Linked DNA regions of Homo sapiens: regions 1 and 2 are each linked to region 3. The links are chromatin contacts, found by Hi-C or POLR2A ChIA-PET in ENCODE. All regions are on one chromosome and are shown on one strand. Each heading gives the region's core, a stretch centred on a gene start or an enhancer-like site at or near the end of the contact. The rest is flanking DNA. Distances are from core to core; before and after follow the strand shown.

Region 1 (2,857 bases), core at 95-2,594, 770 kb before region 3:
TATCAAGTATCATGTTTGTATAATTATATGTGCACTTTTATATGACTGGCGGCAAAGTAGGTTTGTTTACACCAGCACCACCACAAATACGTGAATAGTGCATTGTGCTATGAAGTTATGATGGCTACAATGCCACTAGATGATAGGAATTTTTCAGCTCCATTGTAATTGTATGAGACCATCTTTGTATTAAATATATGTGATCCGTCGTTGACTGAAACGTCACTATGCAGCATATGACTGTATTTTGAAAACAGAGATATATTGAGTTATCGCAGAAAACTTTAATAACACTGAAATGTATAGAAAATAGGCTGGGGATTAAATTACACTATTATTTTACATCCTCTGCAACGGAGGATGTTTCTCCTTTGTGTCAAGAAACCTCTGCGGTATTTGCAGCAGTAAATTTGTAGGTTGACTGTGTAGCTGAAAATTGTCACTAGGGGGCAGCCTATCACTGAAATGTGGATGATACTTCCTGCGTCATCTGATTTCAATGAGAAACTGGCCCAGGGAGTCACACGTTCTCGGCACAGCTTCTAAAGGAAAATTGATGCATCTATAAAATGTTGAATCAGCACAGTCACTCGGTGGTGAGTAAAGGAAGGAAAAAGTCTTGCATAATATTAAAAGCCCAGCATAAATCAATGGTTAGACATACAAATGTTGTGTGCTTTGATCACAAAACCTTTATGTGTGTGTGCTGAGCAGGAGAATATGGGCTACTGTCTTTTAAAACAGAGTCATAGTTTAACTTTTGTTATACACACACACACATACACACACACACTCTCTCTCTCTGTCTTGCTCACTCTCTTTCTCTTTCTCGCTCGCTCGCTCTCTCTCTTTCTCTCTGAATTAAAAGCCACCGTGCAGGTAAACATTTTACAATTGGGAAGGAAATTGAAACAAGTAGAAATTGATTAATTCCTTTAGCTCTTAAACCCTAGGTTTAAGCTGAGCGGAACGATGTGGTCTGGCAATTCCTCCCCTGCTTGGTGACTTTTGCTTGACCCTATATTTTCATCTATTGTTTTTCCTCTTTGCTACTCTTTCTCTTGCATTTTATATTCCTCAAGTGATCTCACCTAACAAAATCAACAGCCCCAGCTCTGAGGAGAGTCGTCGCTGTGTTTTCTTAACCGGGCTCTGAATGGTCTCAGAACATTACACAGAGGCAATATTTGAAATGTGATCCTGCCCAGTTCTCCTTTGAGCAGCAGAGCTGTCGGGTGCTATCGTATCTATGATCATTAAAGGCCTCTGAGAGCCCTAACGTCCCTGAGCGACTGGTGTGACCTTGTGTAGTCTGGGAACTGGAACAGAGCTAAGGTTGGCCTGACACACTGTCACCCAGGGCATGTGTGCAGCATAAGGTGGCCATGGAGATGCATGTAGAAACTTAGGAGCCATGCCCAAAAGCCCTTGATGCAAATGGAGCTTCAAAATGAAGAAAGATATAACTAATGCTAAATGACGAGTTAATGGGTGCAGCACACCAGCATGGCACATGTATACATGTGTAACTAACCTGCACATTGTACGCATGTACCCTAAAACTTAAAGTATAATAATAAAAAAATGAAGAAAGAAATCTATTAGACTGGAGGTAGGAATCCCCAGAAACTTAGGCCTACAGAATTAGCAGTCCAGTAAGGTAGAGGCTAGAACTTGCGGCAGTAGTAGGCATGGCTGGGTGTGGACTCTCTAACCAGACTAGGGTTTGAATCCTAGCTCTGTCTCCTGCTACCTGGATGACATTGGATAAGTTACTTAACGTCTCTGTGCTTTAGGTTTCTCCTCTGTAAAATGAGTGCTTGAAATACTGCCTGGCACATAATGCATTCAATGAAGGTTAGCTGTTATTATTAATGATACAGAGATGAGAGAAGGAAACTTAATGGAAATCTTAGTTTCCTCATCTGTGAAATGGGAGTAATAGTAGAATCCACTTTATAGATTATAGAAATATGGGAAGAATTATAGAGGTATCATAAGAATTATGGAGATGTTGGCCAGGCACAGTGGCTCATGCCTGTAATCCCAGCACTTTGGGAGGCCAAGGCGGGTGGATCACCTGAGGTCAGGAGTTCAAGACAAGCCTATAGAGAAACCCCATCTCTACTAAAAATACAAAAATTTGCTGGGCGTGGTGGTGCGCACCTGTAATCCCAGCTACTCGGGAGGCTGAGGCAGGAGAATCACTTGAACCCGGGAGGCAGATGTTGCAGTGAGCTGAGATTGCGCCATTACACTCCAGCCTGGGTGACAAGAGTGAAACTCCATCTAAAAAAAAAAAAAGAAAAGAATTATAGAGATGTTAATAAGAATTACTTGAGCTGTTATATAGGAAGTACTTGGACTAGTACCTGCCTATGGTAAGTGCTCAGTAAATGTTAACTATTATTGTTATTGTTATTAGAAACCTGAATGGAGATAATGCTACTTTCCACTGTAAAGGACTAAAAAGAGTTGTGAGGAATGAATGTTTTCAGTGCCTCATAAACACCCAGGATGCTCCATAAATGTCTATTTGTTTAATTACTTAGCTTGAGAATTCTGTTGCTGAGGTTGCTTAGTATCCATGAAACCTAATTTCAGCAACGGGAGCCTAGAGTTTAATAGCATTAGTCCCACAAAGCAGTGGGTCAACTGTTCTATGTCCTGAAACCTCTTGGATAATCTGAAGATATCTATGGATTCTTACCCCAGAGAAAACATACACCTGTTCACCATTTTGCATACACATTCAGGAGTCTTTAAGCACATCTTGAAGCCCATCCAGGGATTCTGTAGAAATCCATGGGTCCAGAGCTCAGAATTAAGAATTTCTATAATAGAAGAATGTAACTAA
Region 2 (2,700 bases), core at 35-2,534, 900 kb before region 3:
AAGGTGATAAATTACCCCAAGAGGCTGAGGAGAGGACTTTAACTGACTCCCTGTATTTTAATCAACATTCTCTCTTGAAACTTTCGACAAATAGTATCAAACCATCTTAATGAGCTCTCAGAGTATTCTCTTATTTTCTATCCACTGAAACATGGTAAAACCCTGAATATGCTCTTGTCTGAACATATGTTTATGTTAATGAGGAAAGTTTACTTTATGTAGGAAGAAAAATTGTTTCTATTTCTGACATGATAAGATGTAGGAACAGGCTACAAACTTCAGACTTTATGTGAAAGAACATTTGAAGATAATGAAAGTTTATTTCCTCTTCTTGAAAGATGTTAAAACTTTATAAAAGACACAGAATTCTAAATTGACTTTTTAGGTTAATTTAAAATTTGTTAGGGGTATGGTTCAGAAAGTTTGTGCAGCTATAAGATATAGAGCACTTAAACTTATAAGTAGCAGAATTTTTTTCCCCTTCCATTAACCAGTTTATTTGATGTGCTATCTGCTAGAGCTGCCATAACAAAATGCCACTGATCAGCGGGCCTAAACAACAGAAATTTATTTTCTCACAGTTCTAGAGGCTGGAGGTTCAAAATTAAATTGCTGGCAAGGTTGATTCCCTCTAAAGGCCTTGAGGAACAAACCCATTCCAGGCCTGTCTCCTTGGCCTGCAGTTAGCTATTCTCTTCTTCTCCTTCACAGGGTGGTTCCCCTGTACAGGCAGGTCCCTTGTGACTGTGTGTGGCTAAATTTCCTCTTATAAGCACACCAGTCTGATTAGATTATAGCCTATCCTAGTGGCCCCATTTTAACTTGATCATCTCTTTAAAAGTTCTATCTCCCAAAACATTTTCTGAGGTTAGGGGGGTTAGGGCTTGAACACACGAATTTGGTGGGACTCACTTTAGCCCATAGCATTGGATGAACTAAGCATGATATATGCAGAAAGCACTTAATTTCTTTTCTCACCACTGCCTTTTATCTGTGCTATTTGAATTTCTAGATCAGCTGTTTGGGTGGCTTCTTAAATTCATAATGTGTGTTCTTAATCTTCTCTGTTCTAGGGTTTCTGATGAAAATCAGAAGCAACAGAAAAAAGCCTGTATATACTGCTATATGCATCAGTAATTTTACTACTGAGACAATTTAAACTCAAAGTTTAGATTCAGGTTATATCTATAGACAGAACAAGAAGGTTTGATTTGTGGACTTGTTTTCTCAAACTATTGCTTCAGTCAATGTGGTTGGACCAGTTTGGTGTGTAGAATTAGTCTCAGAGACATTCATCATTCTTTCAGGGTGGCTCCCAGACAGGCGAGTGGATAGACTGGGTAAATGGGAGTAATTTTGTAGGTAGGGCTGACAAAGATTTCCAAGAGATCTACTTAAGGTCTCTTAGGCCTTCTTTCCCAGGAAGCCTGAATCAAGGGGCTTCACTTAGCATCCATCTATCTCTGGTCTGTGTTCCCGATCCTCAAATAATGACCTAATTCTGTTCTACCATTTTCCTAATTTTGGCATGTCCACCAGACTCAAACAGCCTGTGTTCCTGTGATATTTCTGCTTTACTCCTGATTTCAATTATGTTTCCAATCCTGGATTTACAATCTGGGCTTGATTCCTGCTACTCCCTTGCTTGAGTTCTGTTGTCTGTGGCCTTGAATTGCTTGACTATGAATCATTCCATTTCATGACTCAGCAGGAAGCACCCTGCCACTGCTTTCACAGCTTGCCTACTCGTAAAGATTTCAGAAGTTTTTATTTCTCTAATTTCAAAAGCATTTTCTTTGGTTTCTTCTTTATTGTCATTGAAGCCAGTTTCAAAGCATAGGAAAACAGAGTTTTGCCTTCTCTACAAATCCAACACAACTTCTTAAAAGTGATTACAGAATTAAATCCTGACAGCGACTCAGGAACTTGTTTCTTTTCTGGATACTTATCCTGTGTGGGCTGCTCATAAATGCAGCCCATACCATGTAAAGTAATCAGTGGCAACTTGGTGGGAATCAAACATTCATATTCTGGAAAAACTGATAAAACAAAGTTCTCTTGTTTAGGGCTGGCATTTCCTCAATACAGAGGAAAGAGGATTGTCATAACTAGGATATCATAGAACCTATCAATATGGACCAACAGGTAGGAGAAGGAAGCTGGGATGGGGCAAATAGAAATCAGCCTTCTAGGAACAGCTCGTGTCTACTGCAGAGAGCATGGAAAGGATGATAAACCTGGAAGTGGTTTAGGTTGGTACTGATTTTCAAACCAGATTCATTCCCTGCACAAAGACCCTAGTCTTAGTTATTGATGAAGAAAATATTACTTGCTATCAAAAGTTCCTCCTGTTACTTAAGCCTACAGTAGTACCTAAAGTGGAGTGTATGGACTATTGTTTATGATGAAGTTTTTATCAGACTAGGTGAAATGAGAAGGATAAGGCTAGTGTAGTGATTTTTCCTATAAAGCTAAATTTATTCACTTTTAAGGAACTGCTTTTTATTATGAGATTAGTTCCCTCCTAGTTATGTTTTGGTATTAACATGTGCTTTTAAAAAATAAAACAACACTGTTAATGGATGGTAGTTATTTGTTTTTATATCTTTGCTTAGCTAATTAAAGATTAGCAATCTTATATCAGTCCCCAAATTGTTTTTGAAAATATTACCTAGTTCATAAAATCCAAATATTTTGGAA
Region 3 (3,035 bases), core at 58-2,557:
TCTTGCACACAGTAGGCACTCAGCATCTGCTGCCTGAAAGAATCAAATTCCAAAAAGAAATGAGCTTTCTTTCTGACTCGGGAGCTCATTTCTAGAGGCAAAACCATGGAGCTTGGTGTGAAAGAGATACATTTCTAATGACACAGAGAGAATCAAGTTCCTTTCACAGTAACCCTCCCTGGAAAAATAAAACAATTCTACTGAAATAAGAGTTGAATCCAAGTAAAATAAGAAGATAATGAAACAATTCTATCTTTTGGTATGGTCTAGTTGCCCTCACTCTGGAAAAGATTCACACATTTGGTTTATTGGAAACCTCTGTGTGTGATGTGTATGTATGGTTTGTGGGGTGTGTGCACATGTGTGTTTGTGTGCTGTGTCACCAGAATGGCAGAAAGCATGAGTCTATGACCATTGAGCCCTGAGAATGCCACTGCTAAGCAATTGGAATAAAAGTTCATCAGTGGGCAGGATGAAGACTTAAAAGCTAACTTGAGAGCAAGCAATGGGCTATTAGCCATCGTGGAGTAGCCCAGGAATCTCTGAATAGGTCTAAAAGAGAGCCCTAGGTTAGTGTTGGAAGAGGTGAGTGGGAGGGTGGGTCTTTGTGATAAAAGATGATGACAGTGTTCACTGGGTTGGCAGATGTATGCTGCAATGAAATGAGGGGCTCACATCTGCATCTCGTTTACCTTTCCACAGACAGCCTTCCCTGGGACTGCTCAACAGACTAGCTGGGCACACTAGTCCAAGTAGAATCCAGGCAGTATCACTACCAGCTCTGGAAAGTGTGCTTATCTCAAAGCTTGACTTCATCAAATGAATACCAGGGACTGTCAGGCAAACTCAGATGGTTTGGGGATTGTAGTACCTTGGGGTGTACTGTAATTGTTACTATTGTATCACTACAGCGGCTATTACCAGGAAGGCAATGTATCTTTCAGGAAATGTATCAGTCCTTAAGTGGTAGCGAGACCTTTTAGAGAATTCAGGCTGCCCAAGACCCTGACTTCAAATTCACAGAATATGTGGCTCCTATGCAACTGGATTTCCTAGAACACCACAAATCTCAAATATCCTGCACCCTTGTCCTGTGAGTACTCCATGGATAGCCCCTGCCAGGGCTTAGTGCTTGCTTTTGGTTGAGAATATGTAATAACCGCCCTAGTTTAATAGCAAAACTGAGATTCTTTGCATCAGTTGTTGCTTCTGAAATGATGATGACTCATCTGTCTCTTCTAACTTCAGAGCTGAAGGTGAGTCATCAGGGAAAGAAGAGGTGGCTGTACAGACCCTGAGGACTCGGGTTTAGGAATTAAAGAGCCACGTCAGACATGACAGGAACAAGCCAGAAGTCCTTAACCACCATCCCTGAGCTGAGCCCTGTGAAGGGCTAGTTTTAATTTCATCTAGTTTTTCTCTCACCACTTTCATTTTTACTTATTACTACCTATTGAGCCAGAAGTGGAATGGCCAAAACATTTCGAGTGAGGCTGATTTTTCAGGGTATTTACAGTCAGCCTGGAAGCAGCAGGAAGTAGAATTTATAGATTTGCATTACTAGGCAGGCAATTTCCCAAACCTCAAGATTTGAACTTGTTTTTAATTAAATAGATGTATAGGCCTCGATGGGACTAGGTCTCTGAATCCCAGGAGGATCTCCCTATAGATTGAGATAAGATCCTTAAGCCAAAGTCATTTGCATGCCTGAGAGATCACCAGCAGTTGGGTGCTCCAATCACTAAGAAAGATGATTGCAGAGTGAAGTCAATCCCTGGGAGATCAGAAAGGTCTTGGCAGGTATGGAGGGTGTTGTCACACCTAGTACTAGGCTTGAAGGAAAAGGTTCTTGCAGCATGACGAGTTTTTTCAGCCATGGAGAGGGAGCATCCATTGGTGATTAAAAGCAGGGCTCCAGGTTGGGTTCAAATCCCAACTTCCATTCCACTCTGGCTAACCTTCGGTAAATTTCTTAAATCCTTTAAACAAAGCTTTCCTGCTTTTATGATGGGGATAATAATAGCACCGCCATAAAAGACTGCCGTGAACAAACCTGCAATGGCTGCTGATTTAAAAGCCTTTATCTGCACGCATCAAACCACGTTACTCCCTTGCTCAAAACCCTCTCATTTCATCAAGAGGAAAACCTCAGTGCTGTCTGGGACCTTCAAGGTTCTGGTTTCCTACTATTTCGCTGGCCTCCTCTGCATCCCTGTCCCATACTCACTGCCCCACCATCACTGGATGGCCTGCAGTTCTTGACACACAGAACAGCCTGATGTGCAACCACCTGGTTCCTCCTCCTGAAATGCACGCCTACCCCATGTTGGGCTACTTTGTTAGTCACTTTCTATGAGAGGCCCACCCTGACCACACTAGATGACAGAGCAAACTCCACCTTCCCCAACACTCTCTAAATATTTGCTGAATGTAAAGCAGCAGGATCCCAGCTTCCCCCACAGGCCCCCAGCTCTTGCTAGGTGGCTGTCTCCAATGTCCTTGAGGCTCGTAGATATGCCCACAAAAAAACAGGGCGTTACCACAATCTCCAGGTAGCATGTCATTCTGAGTTCCCACGGCTCCGTGTTTCTCACTCATAAGCCATTGCCCATCCTTAGGTAGTGAGGGTTCCTGCCAAGGGTACAGTTCCTGCCTGTCCCCAAGGCCTGCAGTTCTCCAGTGCCACAAAAGTACTGGATGCTGGGCAGAGGAGAGAAGAGCCCCTTTGCCAGCAACCTGCCCCTGGGCCCTGAGGCAGTTCACTACTGAGACTCAATGAAGAGTTTTTTATCTGCTTTGGCCATCGGCCCCATGACCACTAGGCTAGAGAGTGGAAGGTATGCCAGCTTTTCCATCTTCCCTACTTTTCTCCTCGGCAGCTTCTTCCCCAATTCCCCTCTCCAGAAGGGGACAAGAACTTTTATGTATGTATTATGTACAAATACCAACAGATACACAGAAATCAACAGCAAGGGTATGTGGGTGAGGAAGGGGGATGGTCCTAGTAGACTACTAGTGCCCCTTTGGTGCCTTTA

Evidence for each region. Hi-C counts contacts between places; a loop is a spot of excess contacts on that map. ChIA-PET counts read pairs that join two places held with the same protein, here RNA polymerase II (POLR2A). Pooled maps may share reads with other maps.
Region 1: a pooled map shows a loop between it and region 3 (3-fold over the local background). The contact joins two enhancer-like sites. A Hi-C loop is called at or near these places in 5 of 168 maps with a recorded cell type or tissue (CD4-positive, alpha-beta T cell, CD8-positive, alpha-beta T cell, endothelial cell of umbilical vein and 2 more), 1 of 37 single-sample maps with no recorded cell type and 12 of 50 pooled maps.
Region 2: a pooled map shows a loop between it and region 3 (11-fold over the local background). The contact joins two enhancer-like sites. A Hi-C loop is called at or near these places in 1 of 168 maps with a recorded cell type or tissue (HCT116) and 7 of 50 pooled maps. POLR2A ChIA-PET finds 5 or more read pairs at or near these places in 1 of 52 experiments (PC-3).

What each region holds. Positions count from the first base shown.
Region 1 is chr2:160,992,183-160,995,039 of GRCh38, reverse strand. No RefSeq gene overlaps it. Among named protein-coding and RNA genes, the nearest start is that of TANK-AS1, 170 kb to the left of the region's middle. Within about 2 kb of position 1,344, at least 7 of the 41 ENCODE cell types and tissues checked have a DNase peak (open chromatin) inside an H3K27ac peak, as active enhancers do.
Region 2 is chr2:161,122,420-161,125,119 of GRCh38, reverse strand. The region is part of intron 2 of TANK-AS1 (TANK antisense RNA 1); the gene reads left to right. Among named protein-coding and RNA genes, the nearest start is that of TANK-AS1, 37 kb to the left of the region's middle. Within about 2 kb of position 1,284, at least 22 of the 41 ENCODE cell types and tissues checked have a DNase peak (open chromatin) inside an H3K27ac peak, as active enhancers do; they include HCT116 and PC-3, where a contact is called at or near this core.
Region 3 is chr2:160,222,488-160,225,522 of GRCh38, reverse strand. No RefSeq gene overlaps it. Among named protein-coding and RNA genes, the nearest start is that of ITGB6, 24 kb to the right of the region's middle. RefSeq lists an enhancer at 1,395-1,564. Within about 2 kb of position 1,307, at least 10 of the 41 ENCODE cell types and tissues checked have a DNase peak (open chromatin) inside an H3K27ac peak, as active enhancers do; they include HCT116 and PC-3, where a contact is called at or near this core.